Linked DNA regions of Homo sapiens: region 2 is linked to region 1. A link is a loop called in an ENCODE intact Hi-C map of the cell type or tissue named here. Cell type or tissue: PC-9. All regions are shown on one strand. Links, peaks and the distances in the headings refer to the core of each region. The heading gives the core; the rest is flanking DNA.

Evidence for each region. Hi-C counts contacts between places; a loop is a spot of excess contacts. Peaks named below come from ENCODE experiments on the same cell type or tissue, not always from the same donor. Only the 100,000 strongest peaks of a DNase experiment are listed, where the experiment ranks them.
Region 2: a loop joins it to region 1, with 7 times the contacts of the local background. A loop is called at or near these places in 35 of 110 quality-filtered maps.

The regions. Positions count from the first base shown.
Region 1 is chr14:76,940,419-76,951,933 of GRCh38, forward strand. No RefSeq gene overlaps it. Among named protein-coding and RNA genes, the nearest start is that of LINC01629, 13 kb to the right of the region's middle. RefSeq lists enhancers at 1-21, 1,628-1,737. In PC-9, for the core only: CTCF peaks have their summits at 6,743 and 6,949; DNase peaks (open chromatin) are centred at 5,093, 6,943, 7,283 and 9,643; H3K4me3 peaks cover 335 bases; H3K27ac peaks cover 5,047 bases.
Region 2 is chr14:77,063,716-77,075,230 of GRCh38, forward strand. LINC02288 (long intergenic non-protein coding RNA 2288) reads left to right here. Exons shown (of 4, transcript NR_110554.1): 3 at 2,356-2,479; 4 at 3,394-5,788. LINC02289 (long intergenic non-protein coding RNA 2289) reads right to left here. Exons shown (of 3, transcript NR_110553.1): 2 at 7,995-8,057; 3 at 5,465-7,131. Among named protein-coding and RNA genes, the nearest start is that of LINC02289, 6.7 kb to the right of the region's middle. RefSeq lists a silencer at 4,511-4,805 and an enhancer at 4,775-4,834. In PC-9, for the core only: CTCF peaks have their summits at 4,692 (motif pointing left), 4,891, 7,132 (motif pointing left), 7,331 and 2 weaker places; DNase peaks (open chromatin) are centred at 4,736, 7,136 and 8,456; H3K27ac peaks cover 1,680 bases.

The DNA.
Region 1 (11,515 bases), core at 2,100-10,099:
GCCACAGTCAGGGGAGGTAGGGAGCCCACCCCACCTAGGACCTCCCCTTCCACAGCACCCACTGGAAAGCGTGGGCAGCTACAGTGGGCCCACAGCCTGGCAGCTACGCTTCTCGCCTGCCTTCTCTATCATTTATTTATGTTAACAAAATACAAGTTTGGGCCGCGTGCAGTGGCTCATGCCTGCAATCCCAACACTTTGGGAAGCCAAGACAGGACTGCTTGAGCCCAGGAGTTTGAGACCAGCCTAGGCAACATAGCAAGACCCTGGCTCTACAAAAAATAAAAATAGAAATGATGAGTTAGCAATGTGTGGTGGCGCACCCCTGTGGTCCCAGCTACTTGGGAAGCTGAGGTGAGAGGATCACCTGGGCCCAGGAGATCGAGGCTGCAGTGAGCTATGGTTGCACCACTGCACTCCAGCCTGGGTGACAAAGTGAGACCCCTGTCTCTAAAAAACAAACAAAAAAACAGCCGGGCCTGGTGGCTCACGCCTGTAATTCCAGCACTTTGGGAGGCTGAGGCGGGCAGATCACTTGAGGTCAGGAGTTCAAGACCAGCCTGGCCAACATGGTGAAACCCCATCTTTACTAAACACACACACACACACACACACACACACACACACACACACACACACACACACACACACAATTAGCCGGGCGTGGTGGCGGGCGCCTGTAATCCCAGCTACTCTAGAGGCTGAGGTGGGAGAATTGCTTGAACCCAGGAGGCAGAGGTTGCGGTGAGCCACTGCACTCCAGCCTGGGTGACAGAGTAAGACTCTGTCTCAATTAAAAAAAAAAAAAAGCAAAAAGCAATACAGGCTTGTAATCTTGTCAGCAAAGGCAGGGATATTTCAGAACCAGAAGGATCTCGTTCTCCCTACAAGAGCATCCCCACCACTGGTAAGCAATTCCACTTCTACAGACGGTAACAGAGGGGAGAGTATGGAGAAAAAAGAAAATTCTAGGAGAAAACTCATCCAGCACCTACGGTGTGCCAGAACTGTGCTAGGCTTGTCTTGTCCATCGTTTCACTCCATTCTCACAGAACGTAGATATTGTTCTATCCCCATTTTCCAGATATGAAAACTTAGACTCAGAAATGCAAAGAAAGAACCAAAATCATCAGAGGTAGCCTAGATAGGAGTGGTGCTGCCATGCCCCAGGGCTACCTCCCAAAGGGGCCAGCTTCTTCCCACGATCGATCGGCGCTGGATGCCATCTCTCTTCCCTCCAGCTGCTCCCAGGGATCCATGATAGCAGCTGAGACCAGCCCTGGAGCAAAGCAATCAGGCCTGCCAGAGTTCAGGGTCTTCTGGAAGTGTTAGCCCCTCCCCTCACCCGCAGCTGGGACCAAGTGGCTTGTGTCACCGCCTATGCAAGGCCCCTTTCCCCAAGGACACCAGAGGTGGGGTCCTTCCTATCTAGTGGCAGCTGCTGCTGTTCTGGGGAGTGCAGCTGGGATGAGGGGAGGGGGGTGTCCAGAAGGCTTGACCAGGAAAGTCCCCGTCTCACACCCATGACACCCTTGATTGTCCCTGCAGGAGTCTGACCTGTGGGCGGAGGAGTTTCAGGGAACCAAGCCTGGCTTCGGTAGTCCCACAGACATGAGGACACCCTTTCCTGAAAAGCCAGGAGGCCTTGGACAGGCCTGCACAGCATCACCCCGGCCCCCACTTCTCCACCTACGCTGGGGTTTGTTCTTCTCTTGGCCATGGGCGAGCGGGTGGGTGGGAGGAAACACTGAGATTGTTAAACCCAGAACAAGCAGGGCAGGCTTAGATGTGACTTAGCTGCTGTCCTTAGCCAGCAGAGGGGTTTTAGTGCAGGGGATAGGAGGCAGCTGTTATCCTCCTGAGATGCAGGGAAGCAAGATGAAAAGGGTGTTCACAACCACAGGAATTGAGTCTCCTGGTTGACTGGCTGCCAGGTTGGAGACACCCCAGCATCCTGTCCACCTCTGCTTGAGTACACCTACCGATGGGAGGCTCATCCCATGAGAAAGCTCTCATTACTCAAGCTCTTCCTGTTGGTGCTGAGCTGCAGTCTCTACCCCCATGCCTCTCACTGTCTGATTCTGCCCTCTGGGGCCACAAAGCTGCTCCCCTTTCTGCGGGAAGGCCTTTCAAAGGTAAAGTGCTCTCTCAGTCAACCAGCTTTCAAATGTTAGAATTGGGGACAGTCACAGAAAGAATGAGATGATTCAAAACCATGCTGAATGGTTGATGATCACTGCTGCCCAAGCTCTGCTCCTGTGACACTGTGCCTCAAAGACACCTACGGTTAGGGCGCGATTCACACGGGGCTCTTTATTTAGCAGGAGTGGAAGCTTTTATTTCCCAATCTATAAGACTCTCAGGAAAGTTCTCACAGGCCCAACAAACATCGGGTCTTCTTTGACAGCAGCTGGACATTGCATTGTTTACCAGGTTTGCTGGGTTTCTCCAGCCAGAAACCCAGAAGTCCTGGAGACTCATCCTCTTCCCTCCCCAGCTCCAACCCACCCCCACCTCCATGCAGGTCTCGTTTCTACCCACTTTTCTCCACCCTTATGGCCACCATCCTAACCTGTCTAAACCTCCCCTCCCTCCCACCTTCCAACTGCTCTGTACTTCCAGAGATGTATCCTGCTTCCCACCCCATCCCCAATCCACCCAATACTGGCTCCTAGAAGCCAGGGCATGGTCCGATTATGTAATTCTCCTAGGCAACCCTTACAATGATTGTCCAGTGCACTTTGAGTAAAACCCAAACTCCTCGCCAGGGGCTATATGGGTCTTCCACGCTGGACTCTGCCCGTTTTCCTGACCTCTGGCCTTCCAGGAACATCCCAAGCTGTTTCCTGCCACAGGGCCTTTGCACTTTCTGGCCCCACTCCCTGGAACATCATCCCATTAGCTCTTCCCATGTTTGGTTCCTTCTCAACCTTCAGGGCTCAGCTAGAATGTCACCTTCTCAGAAAGACCTCCCCTGGCTGCCCTATCTCAATTAGATGGCCTTTTTAACTCTCTGTTACAGGCCTTTTTTCATATGTATGTATCACTTACAACATATTGTCTGTCTACCACACTAAAACGGTAGCTGCAGGAGAACAGGGACCCTGGCTGTCTTGCCCACTGCTGTCTTTGCTGCATCCCACAGAGGGTCTGGCACTTATAGGGACACAAGTAATATCTGTGGGTGATAAATAACAGCTTTGCCCTTGTCTAGTCTACAGGGGTATTTGTTTTTTGTTATTCATTTTTTAATTTTTATTTTTTTGAGACAGAGTCTCACTCAGTCACCCAGGCTGGAGTACAATGGCTTGATCTCAGCTTACTGCGACTTCCACCTCCAGGGTTCAAGCAATTCTTGTGCTTCAGCCTCCAGAGTAGCTGGAATTACAGGTGCACGCCACCACACCCAGCCAATTTTTGTATTTTTAATAGAGACAGGAGTTTCACCATGTTGTCCAGGCTGGTCTTGAACTCTTGACATCAAGTGATCTGCCCACCTGGGCCTCCCAAAGTACTGGGATTACAGGTGTGAGCCACTGCACCCGGCCCCTACAGGGGTATTTGGAATCCAGTCCTCCTTGGAAACAGAAAGATGGACATGAAAACTGCCTAAGGGCCTCCTGAACCCAATCAGAGGAGGAGTGCATGTAAGAAAAACTGGCCACTTCTCCTAGTTTGCCCATTCACTCATTCACTTGTTAATTCCTCTATCAAAAACTGAGCCTTTTGGGCTGGGCACGGTGGTTCACGCCTGTAATTCCAGCACTTTGGGAGGCCGAGGCAGGTGGATCACTTGAGGTCAGGAGTTTGAGACCAGCCTGACCAACATGGTGAAACCCCATCTCTACTAAAAATACAAAAATTAGTTGGGTGTGGTGGCACGCTCCTGTAGTCCCAGCCACTCGAGAGGCTGAGCCAGGAGAAATTGTTTGAACCTGGGAGGCAGAGATTGTAATGAGCCAAGATCGCACCACTGCACTCCAGCCTGGGTGACAGAGCTAGACTCCATCTCAAAAACAAAACAAAACAAAAAACACAAAACTGAGTCCTCCTGATTGCCAGAAACTTTTCTAGGGACTAAAACCTTAAAGGTGAGCGATAAACATTTCATCATAAACAAGTAAACAACAAAACAATTACAGATGGTGGTAAGTAAGGGTCCTGCAAACACTAAAACTGGTCTCGGGAGAGGAGTTTGGGTGAGGAAGTCTGTTACAAAGGGCATCAGGTAAAGTCTGAGGATTACGGACACAGGGCAGGCCTGGATGTGCACAGCCCGCCCCCTCGCCCCTGCCCCCAGCCCCCATTTCATCACCAAGTAGCAGGCATGTTATAGGTTGGAAGATAAGAGTAGATGGCAGGATTCCGATAAAGTGTACATTCGGCCAGCTAGTCCCCCATAAAAATGACACAGGTAGTGGTGTCCCTGTAAAGCTCTGTGTCCACTGAGCCGTGCTGTCACTTCACAGCCTTGCAGGAAAGCTGCAGAGATTTCTTCTGTAGAGCACGAGGTCAACACTAACTGGTTCTCTGGGTTAAATACCTATCTGCTGTATCTGCTTACTTAGAACAAGGGGCACCTGCAACCCACACACTCACAGGTAGACAGATGTGCTTTATGGTGCAGGAGAAAGGACTCCACCCTCACATGGCTTGTGAAAGAAACTCTACAGTGAGTAAAAGCCAAATAGAACTGCAATCAATTTGTGAAAGCCACCTGGGTGCAGCGGCTCATGCCTGTAATCCCAGCACTTTGGGAGGCCGAGGCAGGTGGATCACCTGAGGTCGGGAGTTCGAGACCAGCCTAGCCAATATAGTGAAACCCCGTCTCTACTAAAAATATAAAAATTAGCTGGGTGTGGTGGTGGGTGCCTGTAATTCCAGCTACTCGGGAGGCTGAGGCAGGAGGATCGCTTGAACCCAAGAGGCAGAGGTTGCAGTGAGCCAAGATCACGCCACTGCACTCCAGCCTGGGCGACAGAGCAAGACTCCATCTCAAAAACAAACAAAAAAATTGTGAAAGCCAATTTGAATGCTAAGACGACCAAAAAACCAAAATGACACATTTAAGGGACAAAGTTCAATCAGAGTATGTGTCAGCATGTGAGAGGTTGGTGTGACTTTACCTCGTTCCCAGCAGTCTTGGGTGGTGCCTCTAGGGAGATGGTATATAAATATCTAGAGAGAGTGCATTTCTATCTCTTGTTGGTTTCACACACTTTCTTTCTTTTTAAAAAAATATTTTCTTTTGGGCCGGGCGTGGTGGCTCACGCCTGTAATCCCAGCACTTTGGGAGGCCGAGGTGGGCAGATCACGAGGTCAGGAGATCGAGACCATCCTGGCTAACACAGTGAAACCCTGTCTCTACTAAAAATACATAAAATTAGCTGGGCATGGTGGTGGGCGCCTGTAGTCCCAGCTACTCGGGAGGCTGAGACAGGAGAATGGTGTGAACCCGGGAGGCGGAGCTTGCAGTGAGCTGAGGTCGCGCCACTGCACTCCAGCCTGGGCAAAAGAGCGAGACTCCATCTCAAAAAATATATATATTTTTTATTTTAAGTTCTGGGATACATGTGCAGGACATGCAGGTTTGTTACATAGGTAAACGTGTGCCATGGTGGTTTGCTGCCCCTATCAATCCATCACCTAGGTATTAAGCCCCGCATGCATTAGCTCTTTATCCTGATGCTCTCCCTCCCCACACCCACCCTGTTTCAGACACTTTTTTTTTTTGGAATCGGGGTCTTCCTTGTTGCCCAGGCTGGAGTGCAGAGGCACAATCATGACTCACTGCAGCCTTGAACTCCTGGGCTCAAGGGATCCTGCCACCTCAGCCTCCCAAAGTGTTGAGATTACAGGTATGAGCCACCGCACCCAGCGCTGTTTCACACACTTTTTTTTTTTTTTTTTGAGACGGAGTTTTGCTCTTGTTGCCCAGGCTGGAGTGCAATGGCATGACCTCAGCTCACTGCGAATTCTGCCTCCTGGGTTCAAGCGATTCTCCTGCCTCAGCCTCCAGAGTAGCTGGGATTACAGGCAGGCTCCACCACACCCAGCTAATTTTGTATTTTTAATAGACATGGGGTTTCTCCATGTTGGTCAGGCTGCTCTTGAACTCCTGACCTCAGGTGATCCGCCCGCCTCGGCCTCCCAAAGTGCTGGGATTACAGGCGTGAGCCACCACGCCCGGCCTCACACACTTTTTTATCTCTCCTCATTTCACGTATTCATTCACCAAACCTGGGCATCCCCACCCTGATCCAAGTCCTTGCAGTCTCTGGGGTGGGGGAGAATTGGGAGGAGTGGAACAGAAAAGAATGGGACAAGGGGGTCCTCTCTTCAGACAGTTCACCGACCGGCCCCAACCCCTATTTTCTGTCTGGGGAACACAGGCTCCACCTGCCTGCTGCCCAAGCCAAAGCCCTGGCATCCCTTCTTCCAACCAAGCACCAGGCCTGGTCATGTGTACCTCTTAAATCACTCTGATCTGAAATCACTCACCTCCTACCGTTGCCCTAGGTCAAGCCACAGAAGCCTGGCCTAGCCTCTCGGGGTACACATCCCACCCATCCTCCAGGAGTCCTCCGTAGGCACAGCCATCTTTAACAAACACACACTGGCCTTGCCATGTCCCACTGAAAAAGCCCGTAGGCCTTGGAGAGCCTGTCGTGCCCCTGCAAGGCAGCCCCTCTTTCCACACTGGACCAGGTGAAGTATGTGCTTCTAGGAGGCACCAACGGGTACTTCCCAGGTGCTCGTCTCCCCACGCAGGGGGCAGCATGGTGTCTAGAACACGGTGGCACTGGCTGGTGACACCTGGGCCAAGGCAACCCGTGGGATTTTTCTTCCCTACCGCGCTGAGTAACCATGTGGTGGCAGGCGAGGCCCCGCCGGGACTAAAGAGCCGGCAAGCGCGGGGCCCAGGCAGCAGCTGGTGTCGCCAAGGAAACCGCTCGCAGCGCCTCCCGGGGCCGGCCTTTTCACTTGGCCTTTTTGGCAGGCTTCCTCAGCCACCCTGAAACCCATTCATCCGGGTGCGCCGGGCCCTCGCCCCTGCCCCCACCCTGCCCTTCTGCCTCACTGGCCAGCTCTTCCCCCTCCCCCTCCCCCTCCCCTTCCTCTCCTCTCCTCTCTTCCCCGCTGCCCTCCCTGCTGCAGCCTTTGCCAAAGCTCAGGGAGGGGAAAGCTGGGCCAAGGAAGGACTCCGATTTTCAATTCTAAGCTGATTTCCCCTCTGCAGGCAGCAAGCCCTTTCATGCATTTTTTCCCTATTATCATAAACGCAGGAACTTGCATTAGGATGAATGAGCAGAAACTCCTGTCTTTGTCAAAGCCTTGGCAGAATGCCAGGCATAGAATGACCTAAAACACTCAGAGCTAAATGGAGCTGGAAAGGGGGTGGAGATCCCATGTCGGGTGAGAAATGGGAAGGGGGGAGTGTGGCCCTTGGCCTCTAATTATCATAATAAAGTGTTTGCCCTGTGCTCAGGCACTATGCTAAGCCCTTTGCACAGATTCTCGTTTAATCCGCACAAAATTCCTACGTCCTATTCATCCCCCCATTTTCATAGATGCCAAAACTGAAAATCAGAGGTGTCAAGGAACAGGCCCAACATCACACAGTAAATGAGTGATGGAGTGGGATTTGAACCTTTCAGACTCTGGAGCCTCAACTGATGTCAAGGTCACCTTCCCGAGCTGGTTCAGAGCTCCACAGCCAGTTCTCACCGCCTAGGCCCTCCAAATCCTTTCCCTACCCTCACCTCCCCTCACCCACAGCCTCCCTTCAACGGTGCTCCTGTAATTTCCATTTGTCAGTGTAATTTTGCAAAGCAGGCTTTTCCAAAAATCAGATATGGATAGGAGTCCCCGGGGCAGAGGGAAAGCGGGGCTCCCCAAGACCCAGCCAAGGCATCCTGTTTGTGCTGCCTGGTGGGCAGAGACCTTGATTTTAAACTTGCTTGTCACATGTCCAGCTACAGCACAGGCACTCCGGCACCGAGCCAGTGCTCAGCAATGTTGATCAGGTGCTGCCCTGAATCCACACTTCCTCTCTAGATCCATAGTCCACCCTCCTCCACCTTTTCCTTACCCTGACCTCTCAGGACTGTGCCACAGAGCGTTCTTACCCCTTGGCTTCGGGTTAGATTCAGCCAATGGAATAAGGTGGCAGGTGACTGGAGGGCAGAAGGATAAAGAGGTCGGGGTATTTACCCCACACTCACTTCCTTGCTGGGCATGGGGTGCCAGTGGCTGCTTTCCTCTGCCCATGCCTGCAGCTCTTGTCCTCTGGTCCTCTCCTGCAGCTTAGCTCAGCCACAGCTCTGGAGGGTTCCCTGGCCTCGCCCCCTCAGCCCCACCCACTACTCTGCTGTTAGCCCTGGGATGCATCTCCCTTCCTTATTGGTCTCCTTACTTCGTCTACAACTTTAGAAATAGTTCTTTACAGCCGGGCACAGTGGCTCACACCTGTAATCCCAGCACTTTGGGTGGCCGAGGTGGGAGGATCACCTGAGGTCAGGGGTTCAAGACCAGCCTGGCCAACATGGTAAAACCCCATCTCCATTAAAAAATACAAAAAAAATTAGCCGAACATGGTGGCGCGTGTCTGTGGTCCCAGCTGCTTGGGAGACTGAGGCAGGAGAATTGCTTGAACCAGGAGGCAGAGGTTACAGTGAGCCGAGATCACACCACTGCACTAATGAGACTATATCTCAAACAAACAAACAAAAATATATATATAGTTTTTTATATTCTTTTATTTTATTTTATTTTATTTTATTTTATTTTATTTTTCCATGAGACAGTCTTCCCTCTGTCCCCCAGGCTGGAGTGCACTGATATGATCTCAGCTCACTGTAACCTCCGCCTGCTGGGTTGAAGTGATTCTCCTGCTCCAGCCTCCCAAGTAGCTTGCATTACAGGTGCCCACCACCACGCCTGGCTAGTTTTTGTACTTCTTAGTGGAGACAGGGTTTCACCATGTTGGCCAGGCTGGTTTTGAACTCCTGGCCTCAAATGATCTGCCTGCCTCAGCTTCCCAAAGTGCTGGGATTACAGGCATGAGCCACCGCACCCGGCCAGTTCTTTCTGTTCTTTTTTTTTTTTTTTTTTTTTGAGACGGAGTCTCACTCTGTCGCCCAGGCTGGAGTGCAGTGGCGCAATTTGGCTCACTGCAACCTCTGCCTCCCGGGTTCAAGCAATTCTCCTGCCTCAGCCTCCCAAGTAGCTGGGACTACAGGCGTGTGCCACCACACTCGGCTAATTTTTTGTATTTTTAATAGAGACGGGGATTCACCGTGTTAGCCAGGAGGGTCTGATCTCCTGACCTCGTGATCCATCCGCCTCAGCCTCCCAAAGTGCTGAGATTGCAGGCATGAGCCACCGCACCCCACCTTCTGTTCTTATTTGAACCCTTGGTCACTCTATTTGAGTGTTCAATCTTCTGTTTCCTTCCAGTACACAGACAGTTATAAGTTCCTACTGTCTTTTTTGTAAGTGGCAGGGATATAACAGTGAAAAAAAAAAAAAAAGAAAGAAAAAGAAAAACTTGTGCCCTCAGGGAGCTGGAGAGGACTAAGACAGACATAAACAAACAAATAAGAAATATGCTAATATACTATGTCAGGAAGTATAAGTGCTATGAATGAAGGAAGAGAAAAAAGAATAGATGAATGCAATCATTTAGAGGTTATGACTAGACTTTAGAGATGATCTAATCTGAACCCCTCACTTTACAAATGAAGGCAAGGAGACCTAGAAAGGATGTTTAAGGTCACATGGTGAATTATTGGTAAAAGCTGGGCTGGTTTCCAGCTCTCCTTGGCTCGTCCGGGGCTGGAGGAATGCAGCTCAGCCCATGGAAGGGTGTGTAGGGGGCAGGTGGTGGGGGGATGCAAAAGTTCTTTCTGGTTCTCTTTCCTTTCTTTAAGGACAATCTTCCGGAAGCAACAGTGCGGGCAGCAATGGAGTTTACTGGAAGGCGCCTAGGCAGCTGGGCAGAAAGGAAGGGATCACCCAGCAGAAGCTATGGGAGCCCCTCTGTTCCTTCTGAAGGCACCTTGGCTGTTCACCAGAGCAGAGGGCACTATGGGCCCTGGTGCTGCTCAGGATGCCTGAAGGGGTGGGTGGGTGGCAAGGCCCATCCACCAGGGCACCAAAGCTGCAGAGTGGTGGGACTGGGAGGAGGGCTTGCACTGTGGGCCCGGCCTTTGGGGAAGAGTATTGTTCTGTTGCTGACGAAGCCCCAGCCCACGTGCAGGAATTGGCTGGGAGGCTGAAACTACCCTGGGTGACTGGGTCATCCGTTTCCCAAGCCCCACAATTCTTTCCATTCCACCCGGCTCACCATCTTGGCATGCCCCCAGTGCCCCACTGGGTGGAGGGAAACAGCAATACTCATTTATGGAGTCTGCAGTCTGCCAAACACAGTTCATGCGTTATCTCAATGCATGAGAATCCTTGCAACTACCCTATGAGTGCGTTGTTCTCCCCATTTCACACATGAGGAAACACGCTCGTGGAAGTTGTGTGACTTGCCCAGGGCCATAGAGCAGGAAGTGGCAGAGAGAACTTTCAAACCCAGGCTGGGCTAACAGGAAAGGTTGGGTTCTTTCCACAGCTGCCCTTCAGACTCCTTCCAGGGGGCGTCCTGGAACCAGCCAGCCCATCCTCCAGATTGGCCTAGGGTGTGGGCTGCCAGCCACACACTCCCCTCTCCCCCTACCATGCCCCCTCGTCCCCTCGGTGTTGGCTGCTCAGTGGCTCCCCATGCCCCCTGGCCCTCCGAGTCTCAGGTCCACGCCCAGCACGGTTTCTCTGCCAGGTCTGCACTAGGCTTCTGTCCCAATGGCCAGACTGAGGTTGCCATGAAAATGCCCTACCCTTGGACTCCCTCGTGGGCCCCACAAGCCACTGGAATGTCTCAGAAATCCCACCCTTCAGGCCCACATCCAAATCGCCTCTCCCAGACGGCCTCTCTCATTGCGAGCAACAGGAAAATCCTTTCAGATCGTGTCCTGATTTTCAGTTGGAAAACAGATGGCCACCATTGCAAGGCTGGCCATACACCCTCTTACTTCCTTTTTCTTTTTCATTCCATTTTCTCTCTGTGTGTCCAATATCATGCTGTGGTTGTTACAAGCACAGACATAACCTGAACTTGACTTTCGGATCTGCCCCTTCTCAGCCTTCTGACCTTGGACTCCTTACTTGGGCATTGGTGTCGTCTTCCTTAATAATTGTGACTGTATTCTGCATTCTTGGCTTTTTTTGTTTTTTGTTTTTTGTTTTTTTGAGACAGGGTCTGGTAGTGTCACCCAGGCTGGAGTGCAGTGGCATGATCAGAGCTCACCACAGCCTTGACCTCCTGGGTTCAAGCGATCCTCTCACCTCAGCCTCCCCAGTAGTTGGGACTACAGGCACATGCCAACACTCCTGGCTAATTTTAGTATTTCTTGGTAGAGATGGGGTCTCACTATGTTGCCCAAACCAGTCTCAAACTCCTGGGCTCACA
Region 2 (11,515 bases), core at 1,326-9,325, 120 kb after region 1:
GAAGGAGCTCAGAGGAAGAAAAAGATAACAATAACAGTAAAGATATACAGAGCACAAACCACAGCGGGGAGCTGTTCCAATTATGTGTATGTTTGACGCTTGCAACAGCTCTAGGAATATCGCTGTTAGCATCCCCATTTTATAGATGACAAAACTGGGAGACAGATGTTCCGAGACATTCTCAAGGTCACATGGCTAGTGATGACAGAGCTGGGATGGGAGCCATGTTAACCGTCAGACTTTGCTGATTCGCTGAATCTTGGCTAAAAGATGTTGGCAGGAAGGGCTGAGAGCTTAGAAGAAGGGGTCCTCCCGGTCTGGCTGGGACAGGGTGATGCCAGCAAAAAGGCCCCTAAATCCACAAGCAGGGGAGGGGCGGGGTCAAGGCCCGGCTGACCTGACTCCAGCAAGCAGGGTCTGAGCTCCATAAGTGGAGGTGTCAGGGAAGCATGCAGAGGACTGGGAAGCAAGGAAGACCCCTGGAAGCAGCCCCCGCAGAGGAGGGTCAGGGAGGGCTGGGGGGCCCCCAGGAGCCCCAGGAGCTTGTCCCTCTTTGGGCTTCCTTCCGTGGCTAGGTTCTCTGCTCACCAGGAGTAAAGGGTAAGCATCCTCTCTGAGCCTGCAGAGCAGCAAGCCTGCACTGAGGCATTGTAGGAATGAGTGGCCCCTGGGATGGAAGGACCTGGGTATGGGTCTCAGCTCCATATCTTTGGGTTGTGTGGCCAAATCACACCCCATCACTCCCATGTCTGTGAGCCTCATCTATAGGGCAGTTAAGGAATGTGAATGGGCTGAAGTATCAGGAAACCAGCTGGGATCCTATCTCAGAAGAGGTGTATAGTACATGATCGTGCCCCTAGCCCCCATTCTTCCTTCTAGAACAAGGAAGGAGAAAACAAAGGCTCCCCGGGCAGTGAAGGCTGGGCCCTTGGTAGGCTTGGCAACCATGCAATCTCTAGAATGGAAGGGCTCCTCCCTCAGAGCACAGCCCTGGAGAGTCACAGCTGTTGCCCTGGGTCTGGCAGGACGAGGGAGGCAGTGCCAGGCTAGATAGAGAGTTTGAGGGACTCTAGGTTGGCAGTGGGGACTGTCATGCCCTGGCTCCTTTAGGATTCACAGGCCAGAGTGGTGGCTGTAGCCTAGTCCTCACTGCCAGAGACCCCACACCACAGTGGAGCCTGCACCAGGCACAGAGGCAGGAGGCAGAGCCATGCTTGCCCCTTTCTGCCATCCCTAGGATGCTAGAGGTAGCATCCTCCCAGCATGCTGGCAGGTGCGAGAAGGAGCTTTACTTGATGTAGCGACACCCCTGCTTCCCCCTGAGCCTTTGGGTTCCTTCCCACTTATGTCCCCTGCTGCGGGTCCACATGAGGGGCTTCTCACCCCGAGGCTGCCTCTACAGTGTCCACTGGACAACCTGGCCACCGCAGCCCCAGACTCAGATCACAAGGCCAGGATGGGCCTAGGATGCTTTGACCCTTCCAGCACAGCAGGAGCCTTTTGATGTGGGTCCAGGCAATGTCCAGCTCTCCTGCCCAGGGCTCGTTCTTGGAGAGTAAATGGGAAGGAACTTTGGAGGGAGCTGCTCTCCGTAGGAGATGATAAAAAATGGGAATTTGGGAATTTGGGGAAGGATTTGACGGATAAGGGAGTTAGGTAACAGGCAAAGAAGAAAGGAGGGAAGTTTCTTTTTCTTTTTTTATTTTTACACAATTTTTTTTTCCCTCCCTGGGGAAAAAATGTGAGCACAGAGGTAAAGAGAGAAGAAAAGTGAGCCAGGCGCGGTGGCTCACACTTGTAATCCCGGCACTTTGGGAGGCCGAGGCGGGTGGATAACTTGAGGTCAGGCGTTCAAGACCAGCCTGGCCAACATGGTGAAACCCCATCTCTACTAAAAATACAAAAATTACCCGGGTGTATTGGTGCGTGCCTGTAATCCTAGCTACTCGGGAGGCAGAGGCAGGAGAATCGCTTGAACTCGGGAGGCAGAGGTTGGAGTGAGCTATCTTGCCACTGCATTCCAGCCTGGGTGACAGGTGACAAAGCAAGAATCTGTCTCAAAAAAAAAAAAAAAGAAAGAAAGAAAGAAAGAAAAGTGAAAAATTCCTTTTATTCCATTTCCGGCCAATATCACCGTTTTCCCCAATCATCCCAGACTTCTGGGCGTTTACATGCATAATACATGTATGTACCCAGGGGGATGATGTCAAGATCTTTGTTTTGCTTTGATTTTACATGAAGGGGATCATGCTGACCACATTGCTTTGCAACTTTTCCCCCATAACTGTATATTCTGGACATTTTCTCATGTCAACAAAAATAGGACTTCCTCTTTTTTTTTTTTCTTTCTTCTAGAGATGCGGTTTCACTCTGTTGCCCAGGCTAGAGTGCACTAATACAATCATAGCTTACTGCACCCTCAACCTCCTGGGCTCAAGCAATCCTCCTGCCTCAGCCTCATGAGTAGCTGGGACTACAGGTGAGCACCACCACACCTGGCTATCCTCATTTTTTGTTTTTAACCTCTACCTAATATTCCATGCGTGCCTGTAACACAGTTGATTCAACCACGCCCCTCTCACTCCCCCTCACTCAGGGTCCCAGCTCTAGAGGACATGGGTCAAAAGGTTTTCATGGTAAATGGTGCCTCTGCACAATTCCAGGGGATGCCATCCACACCCAGAATGCAGCAGCCCTGCCTGATGAAGAGATAAGGTGGCTCCAGTTTTTACCATACAAACAATTCTGCACCGAGCATGCTCACCCATGTCTCTTTGTGCACATGTGTGAGTGGTTCTCCAGGCATTGATGATTCAGGGTGGAGCTGGAGGGCAGAAGTGCATGCTTCCGACATTTCAGGGACCTTGCCATGGTGTGGGAGGGCAGCCTGGGGTTCCTAAGCCCCTTCAGCCTCTGCTGAACCAGGTTGCCTAGCATACATCCATCATGTGGCTGCCGGCTGGGCCGCTGCTTCCAGGAAATCAATTGCAAAAACCTGCGATTGTCAGTGGCTCACACACTGGAGGCCATCCAGGGAGTAGATTAAATTGTATGAAAAAATAGTACAGGGCTCAAGACCGCTCGTAATGGAGACCCCTCGGTGACCTTTCTGCAGAAGTTAAAAGAACACAGGCAGACATACTCTCACCCTTGCTCACCAACGTGCTAGCCCGCCTGCCAGGAGCATAGCCCCTCTGCCCTTGGAGGAGCCGCGCCTCATTAGCAGGAAGTGGGAGGCCTGGTCCAGGGCCCAGTCTGCCTGTGCATGGCAAGAAGGCCAGCAGGGGCACCTGCTTCCCTGCAGGGTGGACCCAAGTTGACCATCAGGCCTTAGATGCTTAAGGTCACTGAGCCCCCCTTCTCCATGCCAGCCCTCTTCTGCTTCCCATGCAGGCACCACTGTGGACCCCTGCTCTGCACCCCCAGGAGGAGTGGGACTGCTTCAAGGGCAGCCTGGAGGAAAGAGGTGTGGTGTGAACACATACAACATGTTCCTTAACCAGGAAGGCGACTGGAGTCTTTACCTGGTTTCAAAGCAGCCAAGCCTAGAGGCCCCCACCCCTTGTTCTTTATTATGATTGCCCTTTGACCCCAACCCCCCAATTCTTTCCTCTCCAGATCCCCAGCCATGCATACTCCAACTTGGTTCTGCAAAGAATACCCAGCCACAGCTGTGAACTTGGGGAAACACATTTTTTCTTTTTCTTTTCTTTTCTTTTTTTTTTTTTTTTGAGAGGGAGTCTCACTCTGTTGCCCAGGCTGAGGTACAGTGGCGTGATCTTGACTCACTGCAACCTCCACCTCCCAGGTTCAAGCAATTCTTCTGCCTAAGCCTCCTGAGTAGCTAGGACTACAGGCATGTGCCACCACCCCCAGCTAATTTTTGTATTTTTAGTAGAGATGGGGTTTCACCATGCTGGCCAGGCTGGGCTTGAACTCCTGGCCTCAAGCAGTCCTCTCACCTTGCCTCCCAAGGTGCTAGGATTATAGGCTTGAGCCACCATGCATGTGCACGGCCAGCACATTCATTTTCTATACATAACTGTCTCCCAGCTCTTCAGGCCAACTTACCTGATAATGATAAAAATAACTAAGCTGCCATGGATTGGGCAGTGTGCCAAGTGCTCCATGTATATTACCTTACTTAGTTTTCACAAACTCTATGAGGTAGGTACCACTATTATTTACAGGTGAGGAAATGGAGGCTCAGAGAGGTTAAGTGAATTGATCCAGGCCACACAGCTGGTAAGCGCCAGAGCCACTAGTGGACGCCAGGTCCAGCCAGCCCCCAGAGCCCATGTGCTGAGCCACTGTGCTATACTGACTCCCACTTAATTCTCTCTTCTGGGTTGTCCCAAAGACCAAGTTCGGCTGGCCAATTTTCCAGGACCATCTCTCATGGCACCTGGAGGCTTGTAGGTTCCTGGAGGACTCTCACACCTCCTTCCCACCCTTCTCCAGATTCTCCAACTCCCTCTTGAGCAGACCCGGCCCCACTCTGGGGCACCCTGCCTTCCTGGGACCTGTCGTAACAGTCACCCACTCTGCCAGGGCCTGGCTGACCCAGGCTGGGGACCGTGGGACCCCTCTGGGCAGTGCCCCCCTACCTGGGCCCAGGTGGGTATGGATTTCTTTCTTCTGGGCCATTGCACCCGCCAGAAGGTGCGGTGGGAGAGGCAGGCCCACATTTCAGAGGGCCTTGCTGCCCCCATGTGGCATGAGGCTGTAGCGGCTGCAGCCTCCTCTTCCCTCCCTCCTGCCACTGCTCCCGAAGCCAAGGCTTTTGCAGGGTTGAAAAGGAAGAGAAAGAGGAGAAGCAGGAATGTGAGAGAAATGAGGCAGAGGGATGGGCTAGGGAAGAGAGAAGCCCTTCTGCGTTACCTGGAAATGCAGCAACAATAATAACAAAGCCAATGTTAGGAATGTTTAAAGGCAGCTGCCACATAGCACTTTTTATAGCTTGTAGACTCTCTCATTTAATCCTGGCACTTACATCAATCTGATTAGTAGCTATTATTAGTTTTATAGGTGATGATCCAAGGCGCAATTATTTGTTCCCCAGCTAGTAGGTGACAGAGCCCAGATTGAATCTGACTCCAGAACCCTAACCACGATATTCCCCTGTCTAGAAGGAGCCAGTTCTCTCCTGCAACCCCCACTGCTCAGCCTCTAGGAGTTCCAGCCACCAGCCACCTGCACCCTCCCTTCCATGTGGCTTTGCCCTCTGTTCTTCTCCTCTCCACTCTCTCTCCAAGGTCCAAGTGGTCAAGGTCATCCCAAGGGTCTGCTGGGACCGTGTGTCCTTATTCTGTGCCTTGCTGGTCGCCAACCTTCCCCATCTGCCAAGGACTGATGTCCAGCCCAGGCCCAGGTGCAGGTGCCCAGGTCATTTTTGCCACTGAGTAAAGGGAGACAGAATGACAGGGTAAATTACCAACCACCAGAACACCATGGAGCCAATAGCATCAATGCAAGTGAAGTATATTTATCTGTTGGCCTGAAAACATGTCCTAGTATATTGTCCCATTAAGCAAAAAGCAGGTTATAAAGCTGTGTACATTAAGAAACATTTTATAAGTGAAACAAAAGTATTCTCCGTTTCTATGCAGAGAAAAAGGATATTTGCCAAGATGTTAACAGATTATTTTTGCTGTCTTCTCTTGGCTTATTTTTGTTTTCTCTTTTTCAATGAACACCAATTAGTCACATGATTTTAAAAAGCAATAAAAATAAACCAATCCCAGACGGATTGTACTTCTTCCTGTCCTCATTTCTACCCCGAGTCTCCAAAAAAAAAAAAAAAAAAAAAGAAGAAAGAAAAAAAAATCACAGTGCCACATGCCCAGACCTTCCCTTCTCCCTCCTATCATTTCAATAACTCAGCTGGGTAGGGAGCGTCTCTACCTACCCCAGGAAGCCTTCTGAACTTGACTGACAGGAGAAGCCCATGCCCCAGGGGCATTTTCTCACTGACCATGCCAGGGCCCTGGAGGACAAGCCAGAGCTGTCCATGGCATTGCTCCTGCAGGTGATGCTGCCTTCTGAGGGCAAAGCGCTCTGGGACGGGTCGGCCCCGCTCACGTGGGTGTGCAGCCCCAGGGCAGTGGAACAGTGCAGAATCCTCGCTCCACTGCTGAGGTTACTATGGGCAACATCTTGGCAAAATGAAGAGTGAGGGGGAAGAAATCACAGAAGCTCCTGATCATCCATGAAAGAAAAAGCAGTGCCTCAGGACTGGGCTATGCCAGTGCCTTCCAGAAGGCTTTGAAGAAACTGGGAAGGAGATGGGGACTGGCACTTCCTGGGCATCTACTATGTACGTGCCCTCACAGACGTGATCTCACCCCTCATTACACACCTCCCATGGTACGGATGATGCCACTGAGGCACAGGAGGCACACATCCACACCAGACCATAGGTGCCTTGGCTTCTAGTGTCTCTGCTGCTTAACGTGGTGTCCTGGAAACGTCTCTGGATAGAAACACTGGTATCTTCTGGAAGCGTCTTCTCCTCCCCGTGCGGTACATTGCTCAGACTCCATAGAAGGCCAGCTCTCCTAGAGCCACAGAAACTCCTCCATTCTGGAGCAGGAGCTAGGCACATTCCCAGAAGGGGGCTGCCCCTCCTGAGCCCTTGCTAGTTTAATGATATAAGTTGTTGCTAACTTCATCCTATCTGCCTTTAAAATAGCAGCCATCAGAAAGGCAGCCCAGAGAGCTGGCCTGCAACCCAGCAGAGCCTAAAGGGGGCCTGTAATGTCACGCCGACCCCATCTTCAAATCACACTCCCTGTGGTGGCCATCCCTAGAGACCTACAAACAAAAGCTCCTGTTCTTGGCAAGCCTCTTACAAGCAGGACAGATGCAGGAATTGGGAGTCAGAAGACCACGGTGTTCTTCCAGCTCTGAGCCCAACCATCTGGGTCACCTTAGCTGAGCTGCTCCTTCATGTCCCCAACCCTTCTGTTCATACAGCATGATGGTGTAGAAAGGGGTCCAAAGGGTGTTGCTGAAGAATGCTCAGCCCCCTGGCGCTGTGTCTGTACTAAATAAAAGTCTGGTAACAGATTCCAAGTCCCTGAGTATCCTGGTTTGGCTGTACTCAGTCGAAGCGTGATTGATAGTGACATCCTGTGGACACAATAGGTAACTGCATCAGCTTGGACAGAAGCCAGAGGATGACATCCAGCTTCCCTCATTACATGGAGAGGAGCTGATTGCAATTAATCACACTCATCATCTTACACAGGGAGCTGTCTTAGAGCTGGGAAAAAAAATTAGAAAAACAACCTTCAAGGCCAGGCGCGGTGGCTCACGCCTGTAATCCCAGCACTTTGGGAGGCCGAAACGGGTGGATCACGAGGTCAGGAGTTCGAGACCAGCCTGGCCAACATAGTGAAACCCTGTCTCTATAAAAATACAAAAAATTAGCAGGCATGGTAGCGGGCACCTGTAATCCCAGCTACTAGGGAGGTTGAGGAAGGAGAATCGCTTGAACCCGGGAGGCGGAGGTTGCAGTGAGCTGAGATCATGCTACTGCACTCCAGCCTGGGCAACAGTGCAAGACTCTGTCTCAAAAAAAAAAAAAAAAAAAAAACCGTCAAGCCACAGATTTCTCTGCCATCATCCTCCAAGTTACATCTATTTCGTTTAAATTTGTCTGTCTTCAAATACTGGCCTGATACAAGAGTCTAGTGACCATGGAGGGAAAGTAATGTCAATAGCAATGTTAAAAGCAGAAAGATGTAATGGGCAGTTTACTCTTGCCATGAATTTCACATGCATTATCTCATTTAATCTTCCCCCAAACCCAAGGAGGTACATGTTCTTATCCCCAATTTTCAGATGAAGAACCTGAGATGCGGTGCACAAGGAAAAGCTATGTTTCAAACCTGGACAATCTGTCACCCGCCTGTCTTAGTCCATTTCGTGTTGCCATAACAGGATACCTGAGACGGGGTAATTTATAAAGAAGAGAGGTTTATTCAGCTTACAGATCTGTTGGCTGGGAGAATCAAGAAGCATGGCCTCAGCATCTGCTCAGCCTCTGGTGAGGGCTGCGACATACAGAAGGTCAAAGGGAGAGTGAACACTTGCAAAGAAGGGAAAACCCAAGGGGCATCCTGGCTTTATAACAACCCACTGTCTTGGGAACAAATCCATTCCTACAAGAATCCAGTCTTGCCAGGGTGAAAACTCACTCTCCACTGTGAGGATGGCACTAAGCCCTTCATGAGAGATCTGCCCCCATGACCCAGACACCTCCCACTAGGCCCCACCTCCCACCACCACCACACCGAGGGTCAAATTTCAACATGAGTTTAGGTTGACGCAACCATATCCAAACCACAGTAGACTCCATTCCCTTTAATCACCACTTTATGCACCTTCACTGCCTCTTGTGTCTACCTGGCCCACCCCATGCCATGGTAATCCCTCCTTCCTAGAACACTGGAGAAAATTCCACTTCCTGGGATACTGGCTTGAATTCTCCAGACTGAGTACCTCTGAGTCACCTTCTGTGGCAGCAAGGAGGAGGTGGATAGGAGGAGCTTTAGGGTTAGACAGGCCTGGGTTGGAATCCCAGCTCTGTGCCTCGCTGTCACTAGCTGTGTGTCCTGGGGCTTGTTCTTGAACTTCACTTTCCTAGATTGCCAAGTGTGGCCCATGATCCCTTGCCTTGAGAGGGTGTTGTGAAGATTAGAGAAATCACTTGCTGCTGAGTAGATGCTCAAGAAGTGAAGGCTGTTCTCGTTGGCAAGATGTGCAATTTGACCTTGGGAGGAGCCAGCCTGGAGATTTCAGCAGGTGTCAAATTCTTATCTAACCTGTTTAGAAAACACCACTACTAAGAAGGGCTAGAGGCGGGCGGATCACCTGAAGTCGAGAGTTCAAGACCAGCCTTTCCAACATGGAGAAACCCTGTCTCTACTTAAAATACAAAATTAGCAGGGCATGGTTTTGCATGCCTGTAATCCCAGCTACTCAGGAGGCTGAGGCAGGAGAATCGCTAGAACCCAGGAGGCAGAGGTTGTGGTGAGCCGAGATCGCGCCATTGCACTCCAGCCTGGGCAACAAGAGCAAAACTCCATCTCAAAAAAAGAAGGGCTGGGATTCAGATGGAGGAGAAGGCCAGCCTTCTTGCCCTGAGGCTTATGATGTTTCAGAGGGGGCTTGCTGATCTATCAGGGTTCAAAGGATCTCCAAAGGGAGTTATTTAGCTAAGATGGCAGAGCAGAAACAAGATTCCAAGACTTTGTACCCTGCCTTTCCATAGAGAAATTATTATTCAAAGAGTAGTATCCCAGCAGGATTCAAGTTCATGCCTCCAGGTATCTTTAGAGACCCTGGTACCATGAGCCAGCCTCTGTGTAGTTCAGGAAGCGCAAATTCAAGACTAGAAGTGGGGTGTCTGGATTCTAGTTCCAGCTCTACCTCCCACTGTTCTTGCAGACTCTTGAACTTGGTCCTCTTCTTGTCTCTTCAAGGTCATACCACTGAATGCTTCTCCTCTTCAGTGCCTCAGTGATGTCTCTCTTTTCCCTTCCCTGCAAAGCAGTGCTGTCCTTCTTGCCCATAGTGCTCTACTAGCAGAGACCATAATGACCACTGGTTAAGTGATTAAGAACAGGGCTGTTCATTTCTTTTTTTTCTTTTTTTGAGATGGAATTTCACTCTTGTTGCCCAGGCTGGAGTGCAATGGTGTAATCTTGGCTTACCACAACCTCCGCCTCTCAGGTTCAAGTGATTCTCCTGCCTCAGCCTCCCAAGTAGCTGGGATTACAGGCATGCACCACCACACCCAGCTAATTTTGTATTTTTTTTTTTTTTAGTAGAGACGGGGTTTCTCCATGTTGGTCAGACTGGTCTCAAATTCTTGACCTCAGGTGATCCACCTGCCTCGGCCTCCCAAAAGACTGTTCATTTCTATAGCCCCAGTCTCTAATATGGCATCTGACACATGGAAAGTGCTCACTGGTGAAAGAGTAAGTGGGACAACTCACTATAAATGGCTGTGGGGCCCATTGCTGGAAATATCCCCAGAGAGAATAGCACTGGGGCCCCTAACCATTCCAAGTAATGTTTAAGAATTATAATATGGAACTCTTTCTGTTCCAAGTTACACTGAGGCCCCAATATGACAGATATCAGTATTAGTTATCTATTGCTACATAACAGATTACCTCAAAATTTAGTAGCTTAAAACAATAATAAACATTTATTATCTCAGTTTCTCTTGATGAGGAATTGGGGAGTGGCTTAGCTGGTGTTCTGGCTTAGGGTTTGTCATGAGGTTACAGTCAAAATGTCAAGTAGGGATGCAGTCATTTGAAGGCTTGACTGGGGCCGTATGATCTGCATCTAAGATGGCACGCTCACATGGCCAGCAAGATGGTGCTGGCTACTGGCAGGAGGCCTCAGTTCCTTGCCATGTGGACCTCTCCATGGACCTCCCTGAGTAGCTTCATGACATGGCAGCTGACTTCTCCCAGAATGAGTGGTTCAAGAGAGCAGGGAGGAGGTCACAATGTCTCTTATGACTATATTAGATCCACAGGGCTGCTGTAACAAAGTACCACAAGCAAGATAACTTAACAGAAATTTACTCTTTCACAGTTCTGGGGGCCAGAAGTCTGAAACCACATTGTCAGCAGGGTCAGAACGGTGGCACATGGAAGGTGCTCATTGGTGAAACAATGAGTGGGAAAGAATAAATCATTCCTTGCCTCTTCCAACTTCTGACGGCCGCAGATGTTTCTTGGCTTGTGGCTGTATCATTCCAATCTCTGTCTCCATCTTCACACGGCCTTCTCCCTTGTGTCTGTCTACTCTTTGTCTCTCTCTCCTTATGAGAACACCAGTCATTGGATGTAGGGCCCACTCTAGTCAAGAACAACCCTTGATTACAACTGCGAAGACTATTTCCAGAAAAGGTCACATTTATAGGCCCTGGGGGTTAGGGCTGCAACATATCTTCTGGGGGACATCATTAAACACACAACAATGACCTAGCCTCAGAAGATGCATGCCATCAGCTCTGCAATAGCAAGTGGCTACAAGGGTCGGCCCTGTTCACGGAGGGAGGAGACACAATGATGTGAATACCAGGAGATGGGGACAATGAGGGGCCATTGTGGAAGCAGGCTACCACAATATCATCAGATAGCAAACTGAACATGAGACAGACTCCCATATGTAGTATTTACAAAGGAAATAATGGGGAACCAGTTGCATAGCACTCAGGGCCCTCAGCCTACCAACAATATAGAGTGTGGAGAATGGGGAGAGTTTGGAAATAGAAACTTCCAGAAAGGGCAAAGCCATGCTGTAAGCTACCCCACCAAGGAGTTAGGGGCCCTACTGCTTTCAACTCAAGCCTAGTGATGGGGGCTTCCATGCAGCCACTTGGAGCTGTGGGCCCCCATGGGACTGTGCCAGGAGGGACTGCATTAGGATGAGTGAAGGGGCTGTGTGAGTTCTTCCCATGGGCCACATGTGGATCAGATGGACCATG